Linked DNA regions of Homo sapiens: region 1 is linked to region 2. A link is a loop called in an ENCODE intact Hi-C map of the cell type or tissue named here. Cell type or tissue: ascending aorta. All regions are shown on one strand. Links, peaks and the distances in the headings refer to the core of each region. The heading gives the core; the rest is flanking DNA. Region 1 holds the start of LOC124902405 (a long non-coding RNA gene). Region 2 has its middle 12 kb from the start of LINC02644.

What was found. Hi-C counts contacts between places; a loop is a spot of excess contacts. Peaks named below come from ENCODE experiments on the same cell type or tissue, not always from the same donor. Only the 100,000 strongest peaks of a DNase experiment are listed, where the experiment ranks them.
Region 1: a loop joins it to region 2, with 4 times the contacts of the local background. A loop is called at or near these places in 3 of 110 quality-filtered maps.

What each region holds. Positions count from the first base shown.
Region 1 is chr10:30,812,895-30,828,967 of GRCh38, forward strand. LOC124902405 (a long non-coding RNA gene) reads right to left here and starts at 8,419. Exons shown (of 2, transcript XR_007062104.1): 1 at 8,356-8,419; 2 at 7,311-7,550. RefSeq lists enhancers at 4,842-5,763, 5,159-5,208. In ascending aorta, for the core only: a CTCF peak has its summit at 9,281; DNase peaks (open chromatin) are centred at 6,217 and 6,650; H3K4me3 peaks cover 2,617 bases; H3K27ac peaks cover 4,057 bases.
Region 2 is chr10:30,727,509-30,743,581 of GRCh38, forward strand. No RefSeq gene overlaps it. Among named protein-coding and RNA genes, the nearest start is that of LINC02644, 12 kb to the left of the region's middle. RefSeq lists enhancers at 9,617-9,666, 10,821-10,910, 10,971-11,040. In ascending aorta, for the core only: no CTCF peak of the experiment used is centred there; a DNase peak (open chromatin) is centred at 9,533; H3K27ac peaks cover 2,628 bases.

The DNA.
Region 1 (16,073 bases), core at 5,456-13,455, 86 kb after region 2:
ACTTCCAGCCCTTGCATACCCACTCTCTCCCTTGGCCCTCCTCCTAGATTCCCACAAGCTAGACAGGGCAGGATTCCTACCCGACCCTGGATGAGGAAAGTGCGATCAAAGCTCTGAAGGACTTGTCCAGGGTCGTGGAGCTCATCAGTAGAGCAGCCCAAGCAGAAACAGATTTTTCTAAGTCTAAAAAACGTGACAATGTAAATCAGAAAGTTTAAGTTGCATTCTTTCTTTCCATCACACTTTAAGTGTGGGATTATTTGCAAATCACCTATGGTGACTCTCTATTACTCCTATTTTATCTGTTTGATAGACCCAGATTTTCCTTTGTGCATTCCTTGAAGTGAAGCCCTTGGATGAAGCTAGCTCCCACTGACTCGGGAATAAAAGCTCTTACCAGGTACCTTGTGATTCTAAGTGCTTCTGGCCCATCCAGGCATTTAATGGGTACTGGTACCATAATCGCCACCACCACCACCACTATCATCATCATCATCATCATCACCACCACCACCATCATCATCATGGTCATCTCCCACCCCTGTAGACCTATGAGGATAAACTGGCAGATACTTTAGTTAGCCTGTGCAAGGTCAGCAGAGGAGAGGCAGGAATGTTGAGGCTCAAACTCAGGGCCTCTGCTCACAGTCTTGGCTTTACTCTCTGCCTCGTCCCAAACACACCTTGCTTCTTCTCCCACTGTGTCTGTGAAGGGAGAGGGAAGGATTAGATTTTAGAGGCGAGAAGCACTGAGCCAATGACACGACGATCCTGGATTACCCTACTTAGAGGCATAGATGGGTTGGAAGCCTAACATTTTCAGACTAATTTTCAAGAAGCTTCATCCAAGTACTTAGGATGAGCCAATGGCAGAAGAAATATTCAGAAGTAAATCCCCTAGACCTGCTTCTTAAATTTTAATGTACATGCAAATCCCCTAGAAATGGTGTGGGAATGCAGATTCAGATTCAGCAGGTCCGGGTGGGGCTGAGGCTCTGTATGGCTAACCAGGGTGATGCAGAAGTTTCTGGTCTGTGGACCAGACTTTGAGTAGCAGGGCCCTAGACCACAGGTTTCCTGACTAGATTCCTGGGTTTCCTGAAGATGACTCAGGTGCTGGCCTGGGGGGCTGTGCAATGGGGTTTCTGAATCACATCTCTCTTGGAAAAAAGGGTTTATCCTGCTTTGAAAATAAGTTTGAAAGCCACAACCCTAAATATAATACCCCATGCACTTGGAGGTACTTATTTTAATGTGTGGCAAGAAATTTCTGTCCCCAAAGAGAAATTCTTTTATATGCTTTGCTGACTCAGGGGAATCAGTGCCCATATTTGGACAGCTGGCCTTACAGTGACCTCACTGCTACCTAATGGAAAATGTTGAAGGTACTCTACTTAGAAATAATTATATTTACATAGCCTCTGTGTTCTCTCCCCCCAATCCCTCTCTCTCTCTCTGTCTCTCTCTCTCTCATAGATTCTTGCAGAAAAAAAAGAACACTTGCTTCTGGAATTCATCAGTTCCAGCTGTTTACTTCCATTGAGGCCAGAAACTTATTTTTTTTCCCTGTGTTTAAGTTTTTTATGGGAGCGAAGGGTAAGGAAGGCTTCCATGACTACAATCATGAAAAATCGGTCTATTGAGTGAGAGCTCACCACCAGACCAGAGAAAACAAGATATTGGGGCATTGAACGGGAAGGTCCTGAATATAATCCTGTGTTCTCCCTATGTGTTCTGCAAGAAAAGAATTCTGTGATCAAGCGTGTTAGGAAAATGCAGTGTTAAACAAACTTCTCTCCTATAGGATTTCTTAGAGCCTTTTATGAGATAATATGGTTATAACTCCCCCAGAGGCAATAAGTGTCTGCAATGTTTCCCAAACTTCCTTAAATAGAGTCCACTTTCATGGAACATCTTGAGGAACACTAGAAGTCCATGGAATCTGACTTCTGCAAGCAGCTGATCAAACCCCAGCTCTAGAGCACCAGATTCAGACGAGATCAGGCACATTCAGGGTGGAATGACCAAAGACTAGAAGGCCTGATTCAATCCCTAAACCTGGGAAAACACCTTCCTTGTGGGCTGGTTCCCCAAATGATCAGACACCAAGACCTTCCATCTCTGGAATTATAGTTCTAGAAAATTCTAGAAAGTTCTGGAAAGTTTTTGGCTAAGACTTGGACCATCCCTGGGAGTTTGGTGCAGAGGCTGAGCTACAGAGTCACCTCAGTGGCCAAGACTTAGGAATCATCCCACAGTCCTGCAAGTGCACAGTGGGGACTTAGTTTCATTCCCCATGTGTCTCCAGAGTGGCCCACAGGGAGCCGTCTACATACGTGGGTTTGGGTGAATGTGGGGAATCAGCAAGGAGGGGTTGCCCCTGCTAGAGGGTGTGCAGAGCTCCCAGGAGCCCTCTGCTTGTGTGGGAGGAAGAAGAGCTCGTGGGGAAAGGCAATGCATGGATGTCCCATGCAGGCCCAGACTAGGCAAGACCTAGACGTGCATCTAGTCCCCTTTAGCTTCTCTCCTGCCTCAGTCTACCACTTCCCAAACAAGGTAGTGAGGTGGCTGTAAGGACACTCCAGGTCTGACAGTCAAAGCTGCTAGAACAGCATGTCCTAAGTGTGATGCCATCACATTAGAAGTCTAGGTGCACACACTTTTTTTTAATTTTAGTGGTTATGTACTTGTTTTACCATTTATAAGAAAACAAAAGTGAATGGTCCCTCGAGCCTCTGCTTTCACAGATGTTTGTGCTTTGAGGGAGGCTAATGCAGGTGGACCTGGAGCTCCTGGCTGTGTTCAGCTCCAGAATCATGCCCAGATAGGAGCAGAGCTGGCAAAAACTGTGAGCAGGTGTGTTAGTCTGCTTGGCGTGGCTGTCAAGTCATACCTGAGGCTGGGTAATTTAGGCAGAAAAAAGGTTTATTTAGCTCATGGTTCAGCAAAGAGTATAAGAAGCATGGTGCCAGGGCTGGGTGCACTGGCTCACGCCTGTAATCCCAGCACTTTGAGAGGCTGAGGCAAGTGGATCACTTGAGGTCAGGAGCTCAAGACCAGCCTGGCCAACATGGTGAAGCCCTATCACTACTCAAAATACAAAAATTAGCCTGGCGTGGTGGCAGGCACTTGTAATCCCAGCTACTCAGGAGGCTTAGGCAGGAGAATTACTTGAACCCAGGAGGCTGAGATGGTGCCATTGCACTCCAGCCTGGGTGATAGAGTGAGTGAGACCCTACCTCAAAAAAAAAAGCATGGCACCAGCACTTGCTTCTGGTGAGGCCTCAGGAACCTTCTACCACTCATGGCAGAAGGGGAAGGGGGGGAACAGGCATGTCACATGACAGGAGAGGGAGCAAGAGAGATAAAAGAGGAGGTGTCAGTTTCCCTTAAACAACCAGCTCTTATGTGAACTAATAGAGCGAGAACTCACTCATTACCGTGGGAGGGAGGCATCTGCCCCCGTGACCCAAACACCTCCCATCAGGCCCCGCCTCCAACATCAGGGATCACATTTCAACATGAGATTTGGAGGGGACAAACATATAAACTGTATCAGCAGGTAAAGGAGGACTGAAGCTATAGACTCAGGGAAATCCAGAATTCTTGGAAAGTACACCTCCTAATTGCCAGACAGCAGGTCACTGGGGCTGGGAGACAGAGCTGATGGTCCCCCGAAGTGACAGGCCTGCGGACGTGTAAGAAAGTCTAAGGATGAAGAGCAAATAGGCTGTGCGTAGCTCCCTACCCAGCCTTCCCATCTGGCTTCTTTCTCTTTGCATTCCAAGGCCTGGATTTAATTCACTGGATGAGATTATGTTAATACGTCCTGTTCCCAAGTACACCTTTGGCAGAAGCTGTATTTAAACTAAAATGTAAGAGAGAACTCCTTCAGTTAACTCAAAATAGGTCTCCCTTTGACCCCTTAATGCTGCAGTTTGACACAAGACTCTGCATACACAAGTGGTCAGGCTTAAATAATGTAAAACGTTCTATTTTCTGACTATGGCTCCAATCTGGTTTAGGCGAGAGGGCTGTGTACATTTATCACTCTCCTGCAGAGAGTAATAATAGTCCCTGGGACTTGGTGAGGGCTCATTATGTGTCAGGCACTATTCTAAGAACTTGACGTATTAACTCCTTTCACCCTGTGAGCCAGGGACTGTTACTACTCCCATTTTACAGAGAGGCTAAATCATACCCAAGGTCACACAGCCAGCAAGGTGTAGAGCTGGGGTTTCAAGTCTTTAACTCACTACACTGCCTCCTTGGGGAGAAGGTTTAAGACCTGTATCCTTTCTGGTCATATGCTCAGAAAACAAAACAAAACAAAACAAAACAAAAACAAAAAAAACACCAGACGTGTGGATTTTCAGCCAAATATTTTTCAGTATGGATTTATGGATTGAGGTTACCAAAAAGTCTCCTCTAGAGGCCGGGCACGGTGGCTCATGCCTATAATCCCAGCACTTTGGGAGGCCAAGGTGGGTGGATCACGAGTTCAGGAGTTTAAGACCAGCCTGGCCCAGATGGTGAAACCCCGTCTCTACTAAAAAATACAAAAATATTAGCTGGACATGGTGGCGGGTGCCTGTAATCCCTGCTACTTGGAAAACTGAGGCAGAGAATTGCTTGAACCCGGGAGGCGGAGGTTGCAGTGAGCCAAGATTGCGCCATTACACTCTAGCCTGGGCAACAGAGCAAGACTCTGTCTCAAAAATCAAACAAACAAACAAAGTTTCCTCTAGAATAACATGGGAATCTAAACATCTAGAGGACTCTCCAGGTGGCTGGGTTTTAGGTATGTGACCATGGCCCTCAAAAAACGAGACTGAGGCATGTGTCTGTGATCCCCGAGCCCCCCCACTGGGGAGAGGGCCAGGAGAGAGGGAGAAGGGAGCTCAGGAGTTGAGAAATCCCTTCTTCAACCTTCATCCTAGGGTTAGATGCTGGAGAGAGAACCAGTCCAAAGCTCTGTCCCGTGAGCTGCCAGGGAACCCCATGCATGGTACTGGGGTATTGGAGGGAAGCTGGTTCAACTCACTCCTCAAAGTCAACCCAACCACGGTGCAGAGGGACCCATTTTGTGCAGAACTGCAGTACTGTGCAGTTTTGGACCTGTCCTTTGGACCTGAAATCAAGGCAGGCTGTGGAGTCCACTCTGCAAGCTCTCGTGTCTGTTCATTGAGTTACCAGCAGCTTCCTGCCACTGGCCCGTGTAGCCCTTGGTCAACAGGCCATGACTACAGCTACTGGCCTGGAGCCAGTGCTGTCGACAGGAGGAAGTGGGCTGGGGCTTGGCTTCTAAGGCTGTAGGGGCTGATAAGTGGCCAAGCAGGACCCTGCTCATGCAGCCTTGACCCAGAGGCATCCCTGCAGGCTGGCGGGTGGAGGGGCTGACCTCACTGCCCTCGGGCTCGTCTGGCCTCCTCTGGCCTCGCCCTCTCTGGCGGGTCCCCTTCCCTCTGGGTGCTCCAAGTGCTGGTGAATCCAACCTGCTCTCTCCAGCCAACCCCTCTCCTCTCACCTCCTGACATACAACTGTCCACCTGACATGTTCAAACGTCACTGCCCCACCAGGCCTGCTCATCCGGCAAACTCCCCAGCTCAGCTGATGTAGGCACGGCTTTGCTAACCTCAGCTCCAGAGGTGGCGGGGGAGGAGGGTCAGCTAGGGAAGCCCCAGCTGTGACAGAGACACTTTTTCCTCCTCTCTCTAGATCTCAGGAAAGCTCAGAGACCCAGGACCCACCTAGGAAGGTGGCTGTTTTCAAGGAAGAGGGGCAGTTGGTAACTTGCCAGTCACAGACTGGACTGGCGGGGAAAGGTTGGAAACTCCTGAGAGATGGGCAGGTGAGGAGTCCCTTGGCCTCCCCCAGCACAGAACAGACAGCCACCCTGGTGTCCTCTTGTGTCTCTGCAATACAGTGAGCTCCTGAGGGCAGGACCTGCGTGAGTGGAGCTCGGAACCTCGCACAGGGCAGGTGCTCACTAAGGGCTTGCAGGCAAGCTAGGCAATGGCCTCTGGGGACACTCCCTACGACGCCTGCACGTTTTTAGCAATGAGCAAACACTCTGCAGGGGTGTCTGAGTAGAAGCTGTGGGCTCCCCAAATCTTGCCGCGTGGTTGGTTTCTTGGGATCCGCCAGTTCTGTTCGAGGGCAGTCAGCCGCGTCTGCCGCAAGGCTATTCCAGAGTGGCCCCACCGCTCCACCCACTCTGGGTAACTCATGGGCACACCCTGGAAACCAGAAAAACAGTGGAGCTCTGCCTGTCCCCGAAGGAAAGAATTACATTGCCGCAAGCAATTTGGAAAGGAGCAAGGAGCTTGGAAACTCGGAGCAAGCGGAATCATCTCCTACCGCCCCGCTTCTGCTCGGCTCAGGGCGCACGATGAAAAGGCTGAATTTGTCACATTTCCCCACACTCAGTCCCAAACAGGCTATCCCAGTCGTCTCTCCCTCCGGAGGAGACCCCTTCCCCTTCACAGCTCCCTTGCAGCTCTCTTTTTTTCTGCTAGCTTGCAGCTTTAAGGGGTAGGAGTCCGATTCTGAAGCTTGAAGCCTGGGCCACTTTTCCACAGGGTGCTTGGCATTGCCGGGGACCAGAACTGTAACCGCCCGGAGCTGTACGAACCTGCACACAGTCTCTGCCCAGCCGCCCAGAGTCCATCCTGGCCTTTCTCTCCAGTTTCCTCCCTTCATGGTCCCAGGCTTTTTCCCCAAAATGAGAGAAGTCCCCAGCTTGGAATCCCAGAGACCTGCAAAGCCGTAAGGAACGGCTCCATTTTGCATGACGCTAGTTAGCCAGCAGATCACTGGAAAACTCAACTACATTTCAAGCAAGCAAGTTGGAAAGAATGTTGGGCTTCCCTGGGATTTAATATGACAGGTTTCTGGCTCTGTGAATTTAGATAAGATTAACTCTTCATTCTTAAGGAAAGAAAAAAAACCCCAGCTCTCTGCAATATCAGTTTAGGGGGAAAATGTGCTGCTTTGAAAGCATCGAAGGCAGTCCGATTTGCACGTCCCCTCTTTCTGGGGCTGCATACTTTCTGTGTCTGATAATATGTTTGTTATACCTCGTCTCTGCCAGGGACACATACAGTAAATTGTCAGCTCAAACCATGTAATCTTTTAACCATAAGGTTCCAACATCTGTTGACCAGTTGTTGCATGGTTGAATCATTAACATGGCTTCTAATTTTACTCTTTGAATTTAACATAAAACATTTTAATGAGTATATGTAATTCATACTTTCCAACTTCAGAGAGTCCTGAAAGAGAAACCTATGCTTTTATAACCCAAGCCTCTGAAGTAAACAGTTTTATTTTTAAATCTCATTTCCTCCCGTTCCCCTTACACAAATGCATTATAAAACAGACCCATTGGACGTTATCTCCCTTTCCAAAAAAAAAAAAAAAAAATGCATTCAAATATTTGTCTAGGTTTCGGTGAAGAGTCCCCTAAGCTTTGTGCTCATAGGATATGTCAGATGGGCCCATTCTTCATTTGGAGATTAGATAAGGCTGTGAGCCCCCATTCCTCCATCTGTAAAAACAAATTGAAAACTGGCATAAGAAAGACAATCCCTGAGTCATGCTGGGAAAATTCGGTTTTAAAACTTGCTTTCGCTCTCATGCCTGTTTTTACTGAAATGAGATGGATTTAGTCATGGTTTGTTCCTGCCAACTGAGTTCACTTTTCCCATTTCCCCCTTCTCTGGGTATGCCTTCAACCTCCAGCCTCGAAAGTGACTGCGTTTGATTAAATGCAATTTTGGATTGAACTTTTTATTCAGAGACATTCCTCTCTTAATATATTTTGAGGTATTTTTTAGGAACAGACTCTAACAGGCCAGAGTAGAAATGTTCAATCCGATAACGTGTGTGACTGATAAAGCCCTCCCTCTAACAACTCCTTGCTATAGCTGTGTTTATCATTCACTAGCTCCTGGAGAATTTCAGAAGGAATCCCATGTTAGCATCTGCTTCCTCCTGGGGAATCTTCTTTATTTCTATTTTTTATTTTTATAGAGACAGCATTTCACTCTGTTGCCTAGGCTGTAGTGCCGTGGCGTGATCACAGCTCACTGCAGCCTCGAACTCCTGGTCTCAAGTGATTTCCCCACCTCAGCCTCCTGAGTAGCAGAGACTATGGGTGTGCACCACTACATCTGGCTAGTTTTTAAAATTTTTTGTAGAGATGGGGGTCTCATTATATTGCCCAGGCTGGTCTCGAACTCCTGGGCTCAAGTGATCCTCCCATGTCTCAGCCTCCTAAAGCACTGGGTTTACAGATGTGAGCCACCATGCCCAGCCCATGACACTTTCAAAGCAAAAGGCCTGGAACTAACCTTGCTAGTGTGGCTTCTTAACTCCTGTTGGAAGTCTCTCTCCTAAGAGACCTTCGACAGCAATGTCACTAAAGAACGACCGGAGTGAAATGCCTTTTGCTTGTGACAGATTAAAGAAATAGCTTCCTTTTGAGTCTCTCAAGTTCAGGCAAGTTCAGAAGCAAGATCACAACACAGCATTTAGTGTGTGGCCAGAGATAAGGCGACCCCAGTCAAGATAAGGTTCCTCTGTGCATTGGTGGCTTTGTGTTCAGTGCTACCAGTGACTTGGGTACTTTCTGGGAGTGTTACGAGTGACGTGGGTACCTAGGAGTGAAGCAGAAGAAAAGTGCTACCTCCTTGGCTCTTGCCTAGCCAGGAAAGAAAAATGACAAGCAAGTAAATTGTGTGCCTATGGCAGTAAAGTTTTCCTAACAAAAAGCTGAAGAAACTTTTCTAGATATTTTAGGGGGACTAGGGATTTACTGCGAATCTAGAATTATTGGGGGACAGCACTTGTAAAACATAATTTTCGAGCTAGGGGCCAGTGATGGGGCGGGGCTCCAGCAGGGGCTGGGTGATGGAATTGGGGAGGAATTTAGAAATCATCTAGTCCAAGGGCTTTCTTTTGAGATGAGGAAATGGAGTGTGCATGAGAGGTGTCACCCCCAGCAACTTTCCGTGTCAGAAATTCTCTAAAGAAGATTGAGGGAGAGAAGAGAAGAGATGGGTAGCCACAGGGGAAGGAGGAAGAGGGATTCAGAGAGGGGGCCAGGAGAGAGGGGAGCAGGTGAGGAGAGAGGAGGGAGTCAGAGGCGTCGGCTGGGAGGGAAGGAGCCACTCCCGCCCTCTGCAATCCATGGCTGAGCTTCGAGGTGGCGCGGGTTATTTCAGTTCTATCCCCTGAGCTCTTTCCCCTGTCCCTGCCCAGTGGCAGCACAGGCTTCCTCAGGAGGAGTTCTGTCTCCCTCCAGAGGAGCAGGCCTAATGCAGAAGCTAGAGCGGTGCGTGTTTCAACAGAACACAAAAGCAAATCTCTATGGAGATCATGCATGCACAATGACACAGCCCATAAACTGCTCCAGTGCCCTCCCTGCTGAAGGTATAAAGCCCCATCCTTGGAACAATTCACGTTTTTAAATAAACCCATGTTGGGTGCCACTGTGGCCATCTGCTGCGGCCTCTGTGCCATCCTCCCTGCTCTGCGGGACTCCTTAGCCACCCTCTGGTCCTGCTGGCCTCTCAGGGCTGGCCAGTGTGGGTGCAGGGCTTCTCAGGGGCAGGAGGAGCAAACAGTGGGGGCAGAAGGGGCCGCGGCGCTCATCACACTAGGAGGGTCCTGGGATGAGCCCGCGGCATCCATACCAAGCCAGAGAATGGTGTCCCCCTCACTCTGAACACCCATCGCCCCTTCTGAATCCCTCCAAGGGTGGCATTGACAACAGGGTGACAGATGGGTACTGGAAGGAAAGAGAACACAAAGGAAAAAGATGATCTCTCCACCCAGATGACCACAGGCACCTCAACCTCATCATGTCACAGGCACTCTCGTCAGCCTTCTCTTCGCCCAGTAGCCTCTAGGATTGCTGGTCTTTGTTAATGGTGTCACTATCAGCATGGCTGGACGTGGGGAAGTGGGCCCCCTTTCCTTCCTCTCCTTAATTCCTGAAATCCAGCTGTCCCCAGGCCCTGCTGCATCCACCTTCAACCCTTCCCACCTGTGTGTCCTTCTTGGTGTGCATGGCCCACACCCAGGAATTGTCAATCGACAATGTGTCTAATTCACCTCCCAGTTTAGGCCTCTGTCATTTCTGGCTTGGACTAAAGTAGCTGCCTCCTAAAAGCTTTCCTTGCCTTTGATGATCCAACCTTAACATTGTCAAGGGCAAACAAACAAACAAATTAATACATTTTGAGGTCAAAATATATTTTGGACCTGGAAAACTTTAGAAATCACAGCAGCGCAGGCCAAGTAGATCCAAGTCTCTGAAGTGGAAGCAGGCGCGGGGTTTTGAAAGCTCCCTCAGAGATCCCTGTGTGCGGCAAGGCTGAGGACCTGTGCTTGGAGCTGTCAGCACAGCCTGCCTGCTGTCCCAGCCCCCAGGACCTCACGTACTTAGCTGCTGCTGACAAAAAAAAGCAAAAAAGCAAAACAAAACTAACTAAACTAAACAAAAAAACCCAACCAAACAAACCAGGCTTATGCCCGTTGTCTCAACTATTTAGGAGGCTGAGGTAGGAGCATGGTTTGAGCCCAAGAGTTGGAGGCTTCAGTGAGCTGTGATCATGCAATTGCACTTCAGCCTGGGCTACACAGCAAGACCCTGTCTCTAAGATAATAATAATAAAATAATAATAATAATAATAATAATAATAATAATAATAATAATAAAACAAATTAACAAAACACCAAACAAATCCTGACATTCTACTTAAAAAAAAAAATCCCCCATGCTCTCCATGACCCCAAGGATAAGGTGGGACCCAGCTCAGCCTGTCTCCCCTGCACACACACCCAGAGCCCCCACAGCTCGTGTCATCAGCATGGTCCACCTCTGTGCCATCACCTGTGCTGCTGACTCTGTGCACAGGCCTCCAGGTCCCCCTTGAATGCCACCTCCTCTGGGAGTCCCTCCCCAAGTCTCCAGGGCAGAGTTAATCCATCTTTCCTCTGTTCTCCCACACACCTTATTCAAATGCCTGAGAGCCCTGTTTCACCCTGGCCTTTCCCTTTCTGGCTGCAAAGTCCTTGCCTGGTGCATGGAAAGGATGAAGGGCGGAGCTTGAGTGAGGGACTGGAGGACCAGATGGAGAATGCCAAGCCCCCTTTGAACTTGAGATCTCATTTCTACAGACCAGTCAACTCCGCCCAAGGCAGTGCTAATGAACTCTGGCCACACCCCAGAACTACCTGGAAAACTTCAAAAATCACAGCAGCACAGGCCAAGTAGATCCAAGTCTCTGAGGTGGGACCAGGCTCAGGGTTTTGAAAGCTCCCCCAGAGCTCCCCGTGTGCAGCAAGGCTGAGGGCCTGTGCTTGGAGCTGTCAGCAGAGCCTGCCTGCTAACCCAGCCCCCAGGACCTCATGTACGTAGCTGCTGCTGACATGGGCGTTTAATTTCATTGATTGATTTACATTTATTTCAATAGCTTTTGGGGTACAGGTGGGTTTTGGTTACATGGATGAATTGTACAGTGGTGAAGTCTGAGATTTTAGTGCAGCTATCACCTGAATAGTGTACATCATACCCAGTATGTAGTTTTTTATCCCTCCCCTCCATCTCCTCCTTCTTCTGAGTCTCCAATGTTCATTATGTCACTGTATGCCCCTGTGTACCCATCGCTTAGTTCCCACTTACAAGTGAGAATATGCGGCATTTGGTTTTCCATTCCTGAGTTACTTCACTTAGAATAATGGCCTCCAGCTCCATCTAAGTTGCTGCAAAAGACATTACTTCATTCATTTTAATGGCTGAGTAGTATTCCATGGTGTATATACACCACATTTTCCTTATCCACCATTGGCCATTGAGCACTTAGGTGGGTTCCATAACTTTACAATGGTAAATTGTGCTGTGGGTGCTTTTGACCAGGGATCGATGGTGAACGTGCACTGCACGTTTGTGTGCATTTGTGTCTTTATGTGTGAAGGAGTGGTGTGGGACGAGGAATGGGGACCGCACCTGCAGTTAGGAAACCTGCATTCTAGACCTGGCTGTGTGAACAAGGGCAGGAAAGATGAACTCCTCTTGCAGGAAATCTGTGTTAGATCCAAGAAGGCAGGAGGACACGTAGGGGACTGTGCTATTGGAAAGGAGCTCTGATTTTGTCTGTTTGGCATGTCTTCCTTGAGGGGGCCTGAGCCCACTCTCCATAGTGTGTATGTTCCCATTGGCTTCGGGTGGGGCTTTCTTTGTTCTAGTGAACAAAGTTCGAGTGAACCCAGGGTGGGCCTGTGAACTAGACTTGGACAAGAACGGGCACACCACCTAAACCCATGATCACCACCCCCCATGTCCTCCCTAGGACTTTGCTGGCCACTGGGGATGCCATCTCCCCTTCTGTGCAGTTGTGAGATATAGGACATGTTTGGGGCCACCAGCATCCATCCCATCTCTGCATGCAGGGTCTGCTTGGAGAATAGACCCAACACAGCCCAAACTTTGTCCCAAAGACATTTGGAACAAGAGATGGGACCTTGATAACGTCGTTTGAGTCTCTAGAGGCAGTTGCCTGAACATTTTGGGTGGGGTAGACCAACCTCTTGCCCACCCCCACATTATTTTTGGCTTGAGGTGGGCTGAATTGGTTTGTTGTCACTGACAACCTGTGTGGACTGATACACTGATACTTCTTAAGAAGCTCATAGCAAGAGATCCCTTTATTTCTAGCCATGGGCAAATGATGACAATCCCTTAAAAGATGCCAAAACAGGCCACTGGGAAGGAGAGTTGAGATAAACAACTGTACATTACATCAGCCAGTGCAGGATGAGACAGAATCTGGAGTTAGGATCAGTGAGCAGATGGAAAAGCTGGAAAGGAGGGATGGTGTCTAACTGGAGTGAGGAATGATGGAGTGGAGACAATATGGCAGCATTGAAAGAGGCAATATGGTGGCATTGAAAGAGGCAATATGGCAGCATTGAAAGAGGTAGCAAAGAGATACTTTATTCTGACTTTTTAAATCGTGCATTACTTGTGGCTCCTGGGTTGATGGTTTAGGTCTGGGGATGATTATAAGAGATAATTTTCCTTTTCTAAATATCTGCTGGTGACCCCTTTTCTCTCCTCTCCCGTTCTGCCACTTTAATCTCAGGTATCACATAAAGCCTTATCTTCTGGTTAACAAGCACTTTCTGAGCACCTCCTCTGTACCAACCTCAAAACCAGGCCATCAAAGTGCAAAAGATGCATTTTCCCAAGGAGCTCATTGTCTTGCAGAAGAGATCAATACACAAATGGCAACCATGACAAAGGACCCTAACTAAGCACAAGTCGATGTTTAAATAAATACACAAGCCAGTGTGGTGACTCATGTCTGTAATCCCAGCACTTTGGGAGGCCGAGGCAGGTGGATCACCTGAGGTGAGGAGGTTGAGACCAGCCTGGCCAATATGGTGAAACCCCATCTCTACTAAAAATACAAAAATTAGCCTGGCATGGTGGTGCACACCTGTAATCCCAGCAACTCGGGAGGCTGAGGCAGGAGAATCACTTGAACCCAGGAGGCGGAGGTTGCAGTGAGCCAAGATCACGCCACTGCACTCCAGCCCGGACAACAAGAGCAAAACTCTGTCTCAAAAATAAATAAATACACAGAGACACACAGAAAACTTACTTCAAAGTGTAGTCATCAAAAATGCAAATTGCACTACTCTAGAAAATTACTCAGGAAAGCTCAGCATTGTGCAGAACCAGCAGGAAGAGGCCATTTCCCAGCTCCGTGATGCAAACAAGGAGCTTTTCCTATGCTGTAGTGCATCAGCATAGGTTCATTGAGATTGCAACTGGAAGCTGGTAGGTCACTTTGCAAACACCTGCCTCCCCTTCTCACTCCTCACACCAGGTCACGGCAGGGTGCAAGCCCCTGCAGAGAGATGGATGAACGGATGATGACCTGGGACAGACATGCAGGCCAGTCTAGAGTTGTGTGTCTGTGATGTTGAGTAACCTCAGGTCAGGTGGCAGTGGGAGAAGGCAAGGAGGGCATGTCCCCAGGTGGCAAGAACACAGTGGGAGAGGCCTCTCAAACCCTGGTCAGGCTTTCCATCCCAAGATCCCCTCCCTGGGCCCCCGCCTGCTTGGAGACTTAGACTTTGGAAACAGCTGCAGACCGCAAGTATGTGGCATCAAGAGAGGGCGTTTTTGTTGGGGAGGCTTCAGTGTAATAATGGGCATATCTGTATGATGGGCTCTTGGGTTTGACTCTAGTAACAACTATGTAACCTCTCAGTGCCTCAGTTTCCTCATCTGTAAAGTGAACATAATAATAATACCTACCTCCTTATAACTCCAAGAGACATAATGAGATTAAAGGAGTTGCCATATGCAAAAAGCTTAGTCCCGTGCTTAGCACATGTGAAGCGCTAACCAAGTTCTCTATAATGACCTCCTGGGCGCTCTTGGACCGTGCAGAGTAATGACCACCCTCTTCTATTTTTGTTGTTGTTGTTGTTGTTTGTTTTTGAGACAGAGCCTTGCTATGTTACCCATGCTGCAGTGGCTCAATCATAGCTCACTGCAGCCTGAAACTCCTAGGCTCAAGTGATCCTCCTACCTCAGCCTCCCTAGTAGCTGCAACTATGGGTGCATGGCACCACACCCGGCTAGTTTTTTATTTTTTTGTAGAGATAGGCTCATGCTATGTTACTCAGGCTGGTCTCAAACTCCTGACTTCAAGCGATCTCCCACCTTAGCCTCCCAAAGTGCTGAGATTACAGGTGTGATCCATGTCCAGCCACCTTCCTCTAGTATGAAGGGTGCGATGTGGCCATCCATTGTGAGCAAGAGTAGTCACTACATGTGCATTTGTGATGGCCACTCTGGACACTGGCCAAAGTGGGTGATTCCCTTCATGTTTGTAAAAAAGCACTGAAATACCAACACCAAATGGTTAAACAAACCCAGATTGTTGTTGGGGATTTTGACGGAGAAAGGATTAACTCACTTTCAAGAGCCTTGGCTTCATACCAACATTATTTACTCAGCTGAGAACTGCCTTTCAACACTAGCCAGTGAGGAAGCCAGGCTGAGCGCTGGGGAGGCACCAGGGGAGGAGAGGGGGCCGACATGGATGCAATGCACAGCCATAGTGAGGTTCTCGGAGGGGTCTCTTACTCGGCCAGCCCTCTAACTGGGGTATGAGAGATGGGGGGCTTCACTTGTGTTCTGTAAGAAAGAACCACCTCATCAGGCACATAATCAGCAACCGATGTCGCCCTTGGGCAGCAGAGGCTTCCACCTGCTTACTTTTTCCAAATAGTTAATAGTGATTATTATGATTTAAATACTTCTCTTGCATCCCCAACAACTGAAGTGCAAATGTGTTAAGAAATGTTCTGGTGCCAGATCCCTGAGTTTCCAGAGGCTGAATGTGCTTCTTTTCATATTTGAAGCCAAAACATACAGAACCGGACGATTCTTTCTGCAAACTTGATAACGTGCCTGCCGTGGATGGACTTGCCCACGGTGTGTCTCCGTGAGCCTAGTCCAAGGACAGTTGTCACGGTACAGGCTCTACCACCTATACATCAGTGACCCTGCAGATGTGATGGCCTGCAGGGAGCCTCCACGGTGCAACCTCGATGGTGCTAAAGTGACAGGGGTGTGGTTGCATCAAGCATTCAGTCCAGTTCATTATTCATCAAACTGTTAGTTAGTGGAGCTCACGTTGGGCATTTCCTCTCAGCTCTTAAGAAGAGATAGTAAAATGTGAAGCTTTAATTTTTAGGAAAGATAGAGGAGCCCCATAAAAACACAAAATACCCTAGGATTATTGCCAGGGTTCACTGAGTACTGACTGTGGCCTTGAATGGTGTTAAGAGCTGGAAATCCAAAGCTGAAACAGCCTTCGTTCCTTGCCTTCAAGGAACTTGTAGTCTGTGGCATTAATAATTTCAGCCAGAATGAGGAGTGCTGGAAGGAGATAAAAAGGCATAACAAGTGCTGGGTGCCTGCCAAGGGCTGTTTCTCTTATCTCCCCCCACAACAAACTCTGACTAGTGCAGCCTCACCCCA
Region 2 (16,073 bases), core at 4,718-12,717:
CAACTTCCTGAATTGCCAAGCAGAGAAAATGGCATGATTAGAAATATAATTTTAAATACCGGTTTTCAGAGATTTTGTACCTGTCAAGGCTATGGGAGAATTACTGAATTAGCATACCAGTTCCTCCCTGATTTTCCAAGGGCCTGAAGAAACCGGCTCCTTTCCCACTCAGCCTGTGACCACAACTGCCCTCCTCCACCCACACCTGGCCTGGGGAGTAACTCAGCCTCAGGGCCTCACTGGCAGTGTCCAGCAAAGGAGAGAGGAAGGAAGGAGAATGGGGAGGAAAGAGCCTCTGAGTGAGGGACAACTCTGAGGAGGTCTGACCAGCCCCCAAGGAGCCCCAGCAGTCATCCCTTGGAGGAAGTGGTCAGAAATGGCCAGGCCCAGGACCCTCTGGACTCTGTCACTGGCTGGGCCTGACCTTGGCACGAAAGGTGTAGTGCAGCAGTCCCCAACCTTTTTGGCACCAGGGATAGGTTTTGTGGAAGACAATTTTTCCATGGATGGGGAGAGGGTCAGGAGTGGTTTCATGAAACTTTCATCTCATATCATCAGGCATTAGATTCTCATAAGCACTGTGCAGCCTAGATCCCTCACGTGCACAGTTCACAATGGGGTTCGTGCTCCTATGAGAATCTAATGCTGTGGCTGATCTGACAGGAGGTGGAGCTGAGGTGGTACTGCTTGCTTGTTGGCCAGCCACTCACCTCCTGCTGTGTGGCCTAGTTCCTAAAAGGCCATGGATCAGTACCAGTCAAGGGCCTGGGAGTTGGGGACCCCTGGTATGGTGATTCCAGAAGGCACTGCACCTAGAAGCTGCTGACTGGACCACACTCCTTGAGACAGGCTCTCGCTTAAAGTTTGCTGAGCAATCCCACTTCCTCAGCTGCCCTGGCCTGTGCCAATGACTTATTTAAATCAGTAAATCGATAATGATGGAGCTGACAGAATAGTAACATTAGTTCTGAAAAAGCCAGGGAAAATATACACATACACAGACGCGTAGATACTTATGTATATAGATGGAGACAGTAGACGGATGATGGAATACAATTTTAAAACAACATTCAAAATTGGTTAATATCCTACAAGGTAATAAAACTGTAACACACACAGTTATGATTTTCTACTCGCCAGAAATCCTTTACACCTCTACTGGACAAAAATCATCTATAGTTTATCAGTTTTCTATAAGTTAACATGGAACTTTAGAGTCTACGCCTGATCAATAGTAAACTGTAAATCAGAAAAGACAATATTCCCTAGAGAGTCAGGTACCTGTAGGCAGGCGTGTTGGATAATGCACAAGTATAGGCATGTAATCATCTTTATGCCTCACTTCCAAGTTGTAAATAATTAACACTTCTCTTGGGTAGTTACATTCTGTCAGGAGAGGGATATAAATAAATAGCCAGTTAAAATATTGTGTGACAAAGGAAAGGCGAGGAATGAGCAGAAGAAAGCAGGAGAAAACAGCACAAAGGTGCTTTTTTTTTTCTTTTTTGAGACACGGTCTTGCTCTGTCACCCAGGTGTGACGAAATTATGGCTTACTGCAGCCTCAAATTCCCAGGCTCAAGTGATCTTCCTGCCTCAGCCTTCTGAGTAGCTGGGACTACAGGCATGCACCACCATTCCAAGCTAATTTTAAAATTATTATTATTATTATTATTATTATTATTATTTTTAAGACAGTCTCACTCTGTTGCCCAGGCTGGAGTGCAGTGGTGCAATCACAGCTCACTGCAGTCTCAACTTCCCAGGCTGAAACTATTCTCCCACTTCAACCTCCCAAGTTCTGGGACCACAGGTATGCACATACCACCATGCCCGAAATTTTTTTTTAAGTTTTTTTGTGTGTTTGTTTGTTTTTAGATATGGGATCTTGCTGTGTTGCCCAGGCTGGTCTCAAACTTCTGGACTCAAGTGATTCTTCCACCTCAGCCTCCCAAAGTGCTGGGATTACAGGTATGAGCCATCATGCCCAGTCTTTTTTTTTTTTTTTTTATTGTAGATACAGAGTCTTGCTATGCTGCCCACGTTGGTCTTGAACTCCTGAGCTCAAGCCATCCTCCCTCCTCAGCCTCTCAAAGCACTGGGATTACAGGCCTGAGCCACTGTGCCTCACAGATCCCAAAGGCTTTTGATGGCCCCTCCATAGAACTGCTAATAATTCCAAACAGCTGAGGGCAGAGACGAACCAGTCTTGAGACTGAAGCAGGCATTGAGACTGGCCAGGACAGTGGATTACATAGTGAACTATTTCTCTTTTGCCATGCTGGGGAATTTGGATTTTTATCCTTAAGGCAATAAGGAGCCATTGAAGTGTCTGAAATTAGAAATAAAATCGATATTTGTGTTGATAAAGATCACTCATGAAGGGTGGAAAATGGATTGGAGGGTACTAAAACTGAAATTAGGCAACAAACACAAAGGTAGCTAATTTAATTTCACTGAACTTTCTGGATCTGTGGTTTGGTATACGTCATTAATATTAGAAGGCCCACTGCCATTATTACTTCAAATATTTGTTCTGCTCCATTCTCTTTCTCTTCTCTTTCTTGTATTCCGACTCTGTGCATGTTACAGCTTTTGTAATTGCCCCACAGTTCTTGGACATTGTATTTTTTGTTGTTTTTTTTATTGTTGTTGTAATATTTCTGTTTGTGAATTTTCTTTCAACATTCTCAGCTCACTGATTCTTTCCTCAGCCATGTTGATTCCACTGATGAACCCATCACAGGCATTCTTCATTTGTTATTATTTTTTTTTAATTTCTAGCATTTCCTTTTTGGTTTTATCTCTCTGTTTTCCATCTCTCTGCTTACATTACCCATGTATTCTTGCATGTTGTCTACTTTTTCCATTAGAGACCTTAACACATTAATCGTAGTTACTTTAAGTGTCCTGCTTGATAATTTTTAACATCTGTGTTATAGCTGAGTCTGGTTTAGATCATTGCTTTCTCTCTTATGACTTCTTTCTTGATTTTGGTGGAACTTGTACGTTTTTGTTGAAAGCTGGACAAGTTGTATTAGGTAATGGGAACTGAGGTAAATAGACCTCTTATGTAAGGATTTATGAGAATCTGGCTAGAAGTTGGTCTTTTTGTTTAGTGTTTTCTGTAAAAACTAAAGGTGCCAGAGCCTTTTAATTCCACCAATGTCCTTGTTTGTGTTTTTTCTCTCCCCTTTTAACCTCAGGATTCCCTACATACTCCTCCTCAAAGAGAGTCTCTGTCTCAAAGCTCTTTCAGCTGTAATTTACTATAATTATATGCAGGCCTGTTGGTGTGGTGGTAATATGTAGGGGAGTGGGAAGAGTTCTATAATCTTCCAATTAAATCTCAGGCTTTTAGTGGGCCTGTGACCCTAGCCTGTGACACCCAAGTGTTTCTTCTTGCATATACCTCCACCCACCTTAGGTAAGGCAGGGAAGCCAGAGGGGTGTGGGGTGAGAGGGTTGTCCTTCCCCCATGGCTTTGGAACAAGGCTCGGGTGAAGCCTTTTCCCCAAAGGGTAGGCCTTTGTTCTGGAGAACGCTCTAGGTATATTTCACAAGAATTACTCTTCCATCCAAGATGCCATCTTGGATCTTCACCATGAGAACTTGGTAGGGTTTCTGGAGGTAAAGCCCAAAAAAGTGTGAGGGGCCCCATCAAGACTGCACTCCCTAGGAGTTTGTCATTCTCACACTACTCCACACTCAGCCTCCAGATTCATTAAGATAATCACTTAAGTGTTTCTACCAGTTTATGAGTCCAGTGGTTTCTGTTCTAGGTCAGTAGATCTTGGCTCTGACTCTGGATTTATCTGTCTTTCAAGATTTCAGGATGGTAGTTTGCCCTGCAAGCTCAGTTCTCCAATGGGTCCTTCCAAAAAGTCATCGATTTTCTGTTTGTTCAGCTCTTTCTTGTAAGGACAAGAGTGATGACTCCCAAGCTCTTTGCATGTTGGAGCTTCAAACAGAGGTCCATAAATAACTTACTTTCAGACAGTGATGAGTGTCAGAGAATGGACTAGGGAGAGGAGGGAGTCATCATCAAGGTCATGGAAGCCTGTCTGGGGAGACACCATGTGGAGGAGACCTGAATCGGGGGAGGGCATAGAGGCAGCAGGATTGGCAAGTGGAAGTTCTTGGAGCTGAAAGAAGGACTGTGGGGCCAGAGCACAGGGGAAAGGATGCAAGAGGGAGAAGAAGGTGAGATTGGGAAAGGGACTTTGGGTGAGCACATGCAGGGCTTTGTTCTAACCGCAAAGGGAAGCCATTAAGCAGGGGAATGATATGTGGTGTAACTTAGGTTTGTGGATGATTCTTCTGGCTGGGGAGTCCATGTGTCCATGTTTGCTCAGGACAGTCCTGGTTTATGTCTTTTGCCTGCTGTCATTATCTTCCATGCCCCTTCCACTTACAAAAGTGTCTTCATTCAGATGACAAATCACAAGGACCCCCTGATCCTGGCCACAGTGAGGAGGAGATGTTAGAGTGGCCATGAGGGAAGCTGGGAGGTCGGTTGGAGGTGAATGTAGTGAAGCGGACAAGCCGTGATGGGGTGGTGGCCTTGGAGCTGGAGGGAACCGATGACCTCAGGACATGTTACAGAGGTGGAACCAGTGGGACTGTGCCTGGCTGACCTGGGGGCCAAGGAAAGAGGAGGTGGGGAGTCAAGCTACCAGGAACGATTCCATCACTCCATCATCTAGTAGTGTCAATTCCATCTCTGTTAACTCAAATCTGTCATTTGGCTTCCATTCTCACATCCATCTCCCTAGTTCAAGCCTCTTCACTGCTCACCTGAAGTTGAGATCCCTCTCTAACCCCATGGGCTTTTGTCATCATCCCCCTCTGAACAGTGGACACAACCTCCGGTTCCACAGCCCACACCAAGGGCAGACCCTGAGCTTGGCAAACACTGCCCTTCAGACCCACCTTCCTCATTCCCACTGGAATGTCTCATGGCTCCTCCAACACCTTCCATCCTTTGGGCTGCCCTAGGCCTTCTGCCTGGGGTCCCCTCCTGCCATCTCCTCGCCCTTTGGGGAGGTTAAGTTGTGCCTCCTCCATGGAGCCCTTCAGCTGTCACATCCCACTCTGAGTGCCCAAGGTCCTCCAATCTCACATCTGCTATGGCCCTTCCTGCATTCCACTTTATAGAACAGTCATCTATTTACTGCCATCCCTCAACTAGTTGGTAAGGTTTTGAGGGAAAGAATGATGTTTTATTCTCTCTTAATCTCGCACTGGGAGCTTGGCCCACCACAGAGTTCAACCCTTTGTGGAGTTGGAGGCTTTTGGCAGAAAAGAAGGTTGCATGCTGGTTTCGCTGGTTTGGCCCTGGCAGGTTTACCCCTTGACTTCACTGTCGTGCAGCCAAGTGGGAAGTTCCTCAGGGGTTCCTCGCCCAGAACCAGGAATGAAGATCACTTCAGGAAGAGTGGCCCAGGCCTGCCCCCAAACTTACCCCTGGCATTCAGGACTGGTGGCGGGGAACCCAGGGACAGGAGTGCTTAGCAGAGTCTGGTGTGGAGGAAACACTCGATAAATTAGCTATTAACAATTAAGTGACTAACAAAGATAGACATCATAGAGGAAACCATAATGGAAGATGTTGATGGACTTCAATCATTTTATTAAGTTTATTAATTTCATCACCTGGAGAGAACCTAATGTCAACACTTGAGTATATTATATAATCTTCATGCATATATTTTCACAGAATTTTGTTCCTTTGCATAAAAATTTCTGTAGCTGACTTTTCTCACTTAACATTATAAGCATTTTCTCTGGTAATTAAGAGATCTTTGTAAACACGCTTTTGATAACTATATGTGTTTTTTGTCTATTATGCCAAACACCACCCTGGGCAGGCTTTTTAAATTATTTATTTTTTTGTTGTTGTTGTTGTTTGAGACAGGATCTTGCTCTGTCACCCAGGATAGAGTGTTCACTGCAGCCTCGACGACTCCTGGGCTCCAGCAATCCTCTCACCTCAGCCTCTTGAGTAGCTGGGACTACAGGTATGCACCACTACACTCAGCTAATTTGCACTCAGATGGTAGAAGGTGGGGTGAACAGGCACTGTTAGTGGGGGTGTCGAAGGCATTGACTCCTCTGAAAAGCAATTAGACAGCATCCGCCATGAGAACTGGAAATGCTTATGTCATTTGCCCCAGTAATTCCACTTCTGGAAAATCTAGATTATGGAAGTTCACAAAATACAGAAAAAGCTCTACTCCCAAAATGTTAATCCCAGCATTGTTTATAATAACAGAAAATTGGAACTAACCAGCTAAGAAAATATTTATGAAAAGTTTGGCATGATATACCACAAAACACATATAGTTATCACAGTTTTTATTTTCCTTTCTTTGTATTCTTTCTACAGTTTCTAAAATGGGAATGTACTACTTTTCTAATTATAAAAATTATGCTATTTTTAAAAAGACATTTGGGGCTGGGCACAGTAGCTGACACCTGTAATCCCAACACTTTGGGAGGCTGAGGGGGGGCTGATCACTTGAGGCCAGGAGTTCGATACCAGCCTAGCCAACATGGTGAAACCCTGTCTCTACTAAAACTACAATAATTAGCCAGGCATCCTAGTGCACACCTATAGTCCCAGCTACTCAGGAGGCTGAGGCATGAGAATTCCTTGGACCTGGGAGGCGGAGGTTGCAGTGAGCCAAGATCGCGCCACTGTACTCCAGCCTAGGCAACAGAGGGAGACTCTGCCTTAAAAAAAAAAAGAAAAAAGAAAAGAAAAGAAAGAAAGAAAAGACATCTGGGGCAAGGCATGGTGGCTCATGCCTGTAATCTCAGCTGTTTGAGAGGCCCAGGTGGGAGAATCATTGAGGCCAGGAGTTCAAGACCAGCCTGGCAACATAGTGAGAACTTCCCTCCATCTCTACAAAAATTAGCCAGGAGTAGTGCTGCATACCTGTGGTCCCAGCTACTCAGGAGGCCAAGGTGGGAGGATCGCTTGAGCCCCAGAGTTCAGGGCAGCAGTGAGTTATAATCATACCACTGCACTCCAGCCTGGGTGACAGAGTGAGACTCTGTCTCAAAAAGAAAAAGTAAGAATCACAATAAAATAAAAGACATTTGATAATCAGTGGGTTTCTATTCCACAGTGTATGAACGTTACATATTTGGTCACTGCTGGGATGTGTGAGCATGATCACATCATTGATTGACTTCTCTGAACCTCAGTGGCCTCACCTGTGAAATGGGGGCACTAACTTTCACCTGTCTGCAGGCATGTAGCCAAATCAGGTGCCATTTGAAAGACTTTTCCAGTCCCGGTGCCTTCAAACGTCTGCTGCGAGGCCATTTTTTCTCAGGGTGTGGAAGGAGCATGATAAGGGTGATTAGGATGGGCTTATTGGAGGAACGAGGAGGGCAGAGACTGCTTTTCCACTTCATGGCACCGAGCGGGTGATAACAGAGGACTGATTCAGCCACAGCAGCTACCCGAGCCCTACCAGGGCTGTGGAGCCAACTCTCTCAGCAGGAGTTTCAGAAAGCAAAGGGGTCGGAGCTCCATCCTTCCTTCCTCGCAGACTGTCACCCTGCCAGCTCTCATTCACCACAGGGCTATGTGATGCTGGCCCTCAAAGCTTCCTTGGCAGAGGGTGCATCTGCAATCCCCTTCCTGTAAAATATTTGAAGTGCAAAGGGCCCTGCAAGCAGAACCCCGCCCTCTTCTCCATTCTCCCTTCAGTGGGTATGAGAGGAAGACGGGCTCTTCTGTTTAGAAAACGCTGTCTGGGACCCAGGAGCTGGAATGGAAATGCTGAGTCCACTTGGAGCCTGGTGTGACAGTGACAGATGTCTCACATGGCAGACACGGAGCTTGGGAGCAAACAGGTGCAGGCACTCGAAGGTGGTCTTCTACATGGGATTAGCAGCACAGGCAAACGAGTAACTTTCAATCATGTGATTCTGCATGGGGCAAATCTTGAACATTCTTAGAAAGCTGCAAGCCAAGAAATCTGCCTAGGCTGGGCATGGTGGCTCATGTCTGTAATCCCAACACTTTGGGAGGACTGAGGTGGGAGAATCGCTCGAACCCAGGAGTTCAAGACCAGCCTGGGCGACATAGCAAGATCCATCTCTATGACAAATTACTTAAAAATTAGCCAAGTGTAGTGGTGCACACCGGTAGTCCCAGCTACTCAGGAGGCTGAGGTGGGAGGGAGGATCGCTTGAGCCCAGGAGGTCAAGGCTGCAGGGAGCTGAGATTGCACCGCTGTACTCTTTCCTGAGTGACAGAGTGAGATCCTGCATATAAATAAATAATAAATAAAGCCGGGTGCGGTGGCTCACCCTGTAATCCCAGCACTTTTGGAGGCCAAGGCAAACAGATCATGAGGTCCGGAGTTCGAGACCAGCCTGGCCGACATAGTGAAACCCTGTCTCTACTAAAAATACAAAAATTAACCAGGCATGGTGGTGCGTGCTTGTAGTCTCAGCTACTTGGGAGGCTGAGGCAGGAGAATTGCTTGAACCCAGGAGGCGGAGGTTGCAGTGAGCTGAGATCACGCCACTGCCCTCTAGCCTAGGCAACAGAGTGAGACTCCATCTCAAATAAATAAATAAATAAATAATAAATTTTAAAATATATACATAAATTTAAAAGACTGCCCAGCCTCAGCCTAGGACCAGCCAGGAGTGCACTGGAAGGGCTATAGGAGCCATCTGCCCGTCCCAGCGACATTCCATGAGACAGGCTGAGCAGGGGTGTGTGGAGTCAGTGGCCTCAGCCAGCTCCACCAGCCACCGTCTGCTGACTATACGGCTTTGGGGAAAGCATCTGATCATCTTAAGCGCTAGTTTCCTCCTTGATAAAATGAGAATCACCGTGGCACCTACTGTGTGGGGCGGCTATGCGGATTAAATGAGATGATATGTGGAGGGCACTTACCCCGGCGTCTGGCACATGGCAAGAGTGCAGTCCATTGCTAACCATGTTTTTTTATTTGTTTTGTCTTGTCTTTTTGTTTTTGTTTGTTTTTGTTTTGAGACGGAGTCTCTCTCTTGTTGCCCAGGCTGGAGCGCAAGGGTACAATCTCAGCTCACCGCAACCTCCGCCTCCCGGGTTCAAGTGATTCTCCTGCCTCAGCCTTCCAAGTAGCTAGGATTACAGGCATGTGCCCCCACGCCCGGCTAATTTTGTAATTTTAGTAGAGATGGGGTTTCTCCATGTTGGTCAGGCTGGTCTCAAACTCCCGGCCTTAGGTGATCCGCCCACCTTGGCTTCCCAAAGTGCTGGGATTACAGGCATGAGCCACCACGCCTGGCAACCGTGTTTGTTATAAAGCTCTTCTTAGAGCCCTGCACTCCTGTGGGCAGTGAGGGGGATACAAAAGGTTAAACCACATCCCTACCTTCAGTGAGCTAGGACTATCCCCAGGAAACAGTTAAACAGTTAAGCAGTGGGTGATTCAATGCAAAAGCAACCGGAGGCAGCACAACTATTTATAATAGCAACGAGCTGGAAGCAACCCCAGTGCCCAGCAATCCTGTAATGACTAAGAAAACCCCAAGACGTTTGCACGGCAGACCACTGCAGAGCCAGTTGAAAACAGGCATGGAGCTGATGTCCATACATGGAAATGTGCCTCAGAAATAAAGGTTTCTAGAAGGAGATCACATAACAACACGTGCACACGATTTCCCAAGATGTGGAAATACATGTAAAGCCTCCCAGAGAGGTCAAAAAAGAACCTGGAGGGATGGAAGGACTTTAAAGTTGGATGCTCATCTGGTGATTGATTTATTTTTCTCCCTGAAAGGTTACCTAAGCACCTAGTATTTTAAAAAGATAATGGTGCAACTAGAAAGTGTTAGGGTTCAGAGAAGAGAGGGAGGTATGGGGTATCCGAGTGCTGAAGAAGGCTTTGCAAAGGTGCCGGTGTCTAAGCAAATATTGAACCACTTGTGGATTTTTTTTTTTTTTTTTTGAGAGGGAATCTTGCTCTGTCACCCAGGCTGGAGTGCAGTGGTGCAATCTGGGCTCACTGCAACCTCTGCCTCCCGGGTTCAAGCAATTCTCCTGCCTCAGCTTCCCAAGTAGCTAAGAGGACAGGCACGCGCCACCACACCCAACTAATTTTTGTATTTTTAGTAGAGACGGGGTTGGCCAGGCTGATCTTGAACTCCTGACCTCAAGTGATCCACCTGCCTTGACCTCCCAAAGTACTGGGATTACAGGCACGAGCCACTGTGCCTGGCCCATTTGTGGATTTGAATAAAAGGGACAGAGTTGTCCCAGTGGGACAGTTTGTGTTCCTCCCCTTCACCAGTCTTTTTTGCTGAAGAAATGAGTTAGGTGCTATTAAAGGCAGCATGAGAAGCAGATGCAGGAAAGAACTGGGCAGCCCATCCTTCTCCTTAGGGCCGAAGGGAGTTGAGGTTAAGTGTTTGTATGTTGGACAGTCGGGCTTGTCTACACCAGCTGGCGGACTTCCTACCAGGCTCTCACCTGGAGGCCTTTCCAGCTATCCTGATTGGCCGTGTCTTTGGGAGAACAGAGGCCCATGTGGTGCTCTCCCGGCTGGAAATTTTGCATCCTTGAAGACCTGTAAGTCTCCACACAGGGTCCCATAGACACCAGGAGGTGAACTAGTGAATCAGAGGAAGTCCCCTGCATCTTGTCTGACCGGTGAAGGCTGCCGACTGTGCCTCAGATCGCCCACACCATGAACGAAATCTCATGGGGATTTCTAGGCTATTGTCTCCCTGGTTTAGTTTATGGGGTAAGTCAACCACTGCTGTGTGGGTCTGGCCGGCCTCCAGCGATCATCAGGTCTTGCGTCTGGTTTCTGTCCCCATCACATGAATATGGATGCACCAAGAAAGGACACAGACATTGGATCCCAACAGACAGACATGGGTTTGAATCCTGACTCTGCCTCTTGACGTCTCTGTGACCTTGAGCAGGTTTTCTAACCTCTAGGGGCTCCAGTAACTCACCTACAACCTGGGGGATCCCATGCCTTCCTACAGGGCTTCAGGATTAGCAAGTGAGTGTGCCAATGTTTGGCTCCAAGCAGACACTCAATGAATGGTGAGAAGCGCCCTTATTCTTGGAATGGAAGCATTCCTACTTCTGTTAGACAGCCGTTGGCCACAGATATAACCATGTGGCATGCATGTGGCCCCTGCCTACTCCACACACTCTCACTAGGCAAGTCCTGAGCCATCCAGATTCAGAACTTTCTGACCAGCCAACGGCTTTGGACAGAGTCTGTGGAAGGTAAGACCCTCTACAGGGACAGGATCAGCTGCTGCAGGCAAGCATGCTGGCCAGAAGCTGCTGCTTCCTAGGGGACGAGAGAGCTACTGCTGAATTTGGCTGCAAATCGCTGCTAGGATTCCCATGGGTGCACCTGCTACCCAGGGAGCACCTCCAGAGTGGACCAGCCACCTGTGCCATAATGAGAAGCATAGGCCAGGCACAGTGGCTCAGGCCTGTAATCCCAGCACTCTGGGAGGCCAAGGTGGGCAAATCACTTGAGCCCAGGATTTCAAGACAACCCTGCGCAACATGGTGAGACCATGTCTCTGTGAAAAATAAGCTAAATTAGCCAGGCGTGGTGGCTCACGCCTGTAATCCCAGCACTTTGGGAGGCTGAGGCGGGTGGATCACCTGAGGTCGGGAGTTCGAGACCAGCCTGACCAACATGGAGAAACCCTGTCTCTACTAAAAACACAAAATTAGCCAGGTGTGGTGGCACGTGCTTGTAATCCCAGCTTCGTGGGAGGCTGAGGCAGGAGAATCGTTGGAACCTGGGAGGCAGACGTTGCAGTGAGCCCAGATCGTGCCACTGCACTCCAACCTGGGCAACAAGAGCGAAACTCTGTCAAAAAAAAAAAAAAAGAAAGAGAAAGAAAGAAAGAAAGAAAGAAAGAAAGAAAGAAAGAAAGAAAGAAAGAAAGAGAAAGAAAGAAAGAAAGAAAAAGAAAAGAAAAATAAGCAAAATTGCAAAATTAGCTGGGTGTGGTGGCACACACCTGTGGTCCCAGATACTTGGGAGGCTGAGGTGGCAGAATCACTTGAGCCTGGGAGGCGGAGGTTAAAGTGAGCTGAGATTGCATCACAGCACTCCAGCCTGGGCAACAGAGCAAGACCCTGTCTCAAAAAAATAATAATATATATATGGTCTTTTTCAGTTCCTGACACAGAACTCTTAAAAGCCTTGGAATTTCCTGAGGGATGGGGGTGAGAGGAGGTGACTTTTGTTCTAATTATGCGACTCTTGCTGGGCCCCTAGATTGTTTCAGGATGGGGGCTAGTCACAGAAAGACCAAATGTTGCTTAGAAACCTGGAACTTTCAGCCCCGCCCTCCAAGCTCTGGGGAGAGGTGAGGAGCTGGAGATTGAGTTAATAACCCATCTTGCGACCAGGCTGGTGGTTCACACCTGTAATCCCAGCACTTTGGGAGGCTGAGGTGGGCAGATCACGAGGTCAAGAGATGGAGACTATCCTGGCCAACATGGTGAAACTCCGTCTCTACTAAAAATACAAAAATTAGCTGGGCATGGTGGCACGTTCCTGTAGTCCCAGCTACTCAGGAGGCTAAGGCAGAAGAATTGCTTGAACCCGGGAGGCGGAGGTTGCAGTGAACCAAGATCGTGCCACTGCACTCCAGCCTGGCGATAGAGCGAGACTCTGTCTCAAAAAAAAAAAAAAAAATCAGTCATGCCTACGTAACAAAACCCCCATAAAAACTCCTAAATGATGGAGTTCAGAGAGCCTCTGGGTTGGTGAACACATTCTTGTGCCAGGAGGCTCTTGCACCCCAACTCCGCAGGAACAGAAGCTGCTTTGCTCAGGACCCTTAAGGACCTCATCCTATGTACCCTCCATCCACCATCATGGGAACCCTCAATTTATAGCCAGTCGTTCAGAAGTACTAGAAGCCCAGGACGTGCAACCCCATCAGGAGCAAGTGCAGTTTTGTGGGACTGAGCCCTAAAACCTGTGGGGTCTGTGCTCACTCCAGATGGTTAGTGTCAGGATTGGATTAAATTTTTTTGAAGTTTTAAGTTCAGGGGTACGTGTGCAGGATGTGCAGGTTTGTTACATGGGTAAATTTGTGTTATGGGGATTGGTTGTACAGATTATTTTATCACCCAGGCATTAAGCCTAGTATCCATTAGTTATTTTTCCTGTTTCTCTCCCTCCTCCCATCCTCCACCCTCCAATAGGCCCCACTGCATGCTCTTCCCTTTTATATGTCCGTGTGTTCTCATCATTAGCTCCCAATTATAAGTGAGAACATGCAGTATTTGGTTTTCTGTTCCTGTATTAGTTTACCACATGCACAAATATGTTCATTGCAGTGCTATTCACAATAGCAAAGACATGGAATCAACCCAAATGCCCATCAATGGTAGACTGGATAAAGAAAATGTGGTACATATACACCATGGAATACTATGCAGCCATAAAAAAGAATGAGATCATGCACTTTGCAGGGACATGTGTGGAGCTGGAGGCCATCATCCTTAGCAAACTAACGCAGGAACTGAGTTAAATTTTTGAACACTCAGTTGGTGTTTAGAGAATCAGATAATTGGTTATTAGTGTTGGAAAATACCCCACCATCTAAACTTCAAAGTGACCAGGAAGTCACTCCCAGGGAGTGAGGGAAACATCTGTGATATTTCCTTTAATCTATTCTTTTCCTTCCTCAACACAATCTCATTAATGAATGGCCTCAGGCAGGGGCAAAAAGTGATCAGGGACATGTCCGAGAACCTTCCTTTGGAGCTATATAGGTCTTCACCTCGTATTAGGAAAGGCCAGGCTATCTTTCCCAACAAGTCAAGCCATTGAGGTCATGTCAGAGGGTCTTAATGAGTCAGAATGCTTGTAAACATTAAAAAAAAATTTAAATCTCTAATTCATCAGTATTGCTAGATCTTTGAAAGGTCCTAGACTGTCAACAGGTGATGCTATTATTTCAGGTTTCCAAAGGACATATGACAGTCAGCCTTCAGTATCTGCAGATTCCACATCTGTGGCTACAATCAACCATGGTTTGAAAATATTCTGGGAAAAAAATGGATGTTTGTGTCATACTGAACATGCACAGGCTTCTTTTTTCTTGTCATTATTCCCTAAACCATATAGTATAGCAACTATCTACAAAGCACTTACATTGTATGAGGTATCATAAGTAATCTAGAGATGATTTAAAGTATACAGAGCATGTGGACAGGTTGTGTGCAAATAGGACACCATTTTATCAGAGACGTGAGCATTTAAGGAATTTGGTACCTGCGGGGGTCCTGGAACCAGCCCCCATGGATACGGAGGGACAATTATACTTTTAATCTTATTTTGCGCACAATCTTTAAGGAGTTTTAGTTCTTGTTCTCCTCCTGCCCGTGATACTTGAGCCTCCCTTGCTGCTTGTCACACTGGACAGCCACCCCATCATCTAGCAGAACCATCCAGAAAAGGAAAACAGGACAGAAAATCAAGGTTCACAGAGACCTGCAAGTCCACCATGGCCATATCTTCTCTTGTCTCCGCCCTGTTCCTGCCCCTCCCTCCACCAAGGTAATTCCCTATTTGACTTCTCCTTAAATGGTCTCAAAGACAAGTGAAGCCCAACTTGTCCAATGGTGGACTTATGATTTCTTCCCAGCCCTCCCGGCCAGCTCCATGTGATTGATCCCTTCTGAGGTCCCAGTGGCATGCATGGCATCAACCTCCATTCTGGAAGTTGCCCAACAAGAAAACTGAAAATCATCCTTATCATTTCCTTTATTCTCATCACTCAAACCAATGCATCTCCAAGCACCAATCATTTTACCTCCTCAAGATCTCATAAGTCTACCCATAGTTCACTGCCTGGTCCACTGCCACCCCCTTAGTCCAGGCTGTGTTCATCTCTTGCTCTGAAAAGGGTGGAAGATTTCCCTTTGGATCTAGTCAGATTCTCTTCTAATCTAATCCCCATACTGCATCTATGATCATCTTTCCAAAATGCATATCTGGTCCTAGCACCTCTGTTTAAAGGCCCCCAGGGGCTCCCCATTGCTCTTTTAAAAACTCCAATTCCGTAAGAAGCCCATAAGGCCCTTATTCAAATGCCCCTGGTTCTCTGTGTTCAACCACACTGGCTCCTTTCAGTTCCTCCCACGCCCTGGCAGCCCTTGCACACAGGCCATCGCACAGGCTCTGTCTTCCATCTAGAATGATCAAATGCCACCACAACTCCCCTTCGTCTAGCCAGCCCCTGCTTTGCCTTGAGATCTCACTCAAACATCACTTAGTGAAAAACCATCTCTGACTGCTCAGTCTGGGCAGTTCCTTTAAGACAAACTCCCCTCTAACTTATTCTTTTCTTTCCTCAGAGCATGCATCCCTGTTTGCAATGACATATTATTAATGTGATTGCTTGACTCATTTCTGTGCTCATTGTTGAGCTCCAGTGCCTAACACAGTGTGTCCTTAACAAATCCTGACTGATGAATGAATGAATAAATGAGTGAGTTAAAATATTGGGTCCTTGATTCCTCTTCTGATATTCTAAGATTTATGGGATCCCAAAATTGGTCAAAGCCACACGTTCCAAATATCCACAGATATATGTTGTCGGAAGCACGGAGTATTTCAAAGCTACAGGTCACCAACAGGAAAGCCATCACGCAAATGTGTGACACTCAGTCATTCTCAGGCACTTGGAGGAGAGGTCACAGATTGGGAGAGGATTCGGGCCTGAAGGCTTTTTGAGCTAATCCAATTCAATTTGGATATCACACCTGTCATTTCAGCATGGCTCCCACATGGCTTTGAAAGAGTGGTAGGGGCATTTGGGGTTATCACAGGATCAGAAAGCGTCCTACTGTCATAGGATCAGAAAGGGTCCTACTGTATTCACTAGGAGGGCCAGGGAACCTAAAAGGGCTTCAGTGTTGGGGCAATCCCATGCAACAATCCCATGCTCTAATGCTAGTTGCACTTTGGTGAGAAATACCAAGAGGAGTTTGGGTGGGGAAGGAGTAACACAATTACTTGTCCCCCTAAGCAACACTCACGATTCTAAGGTATT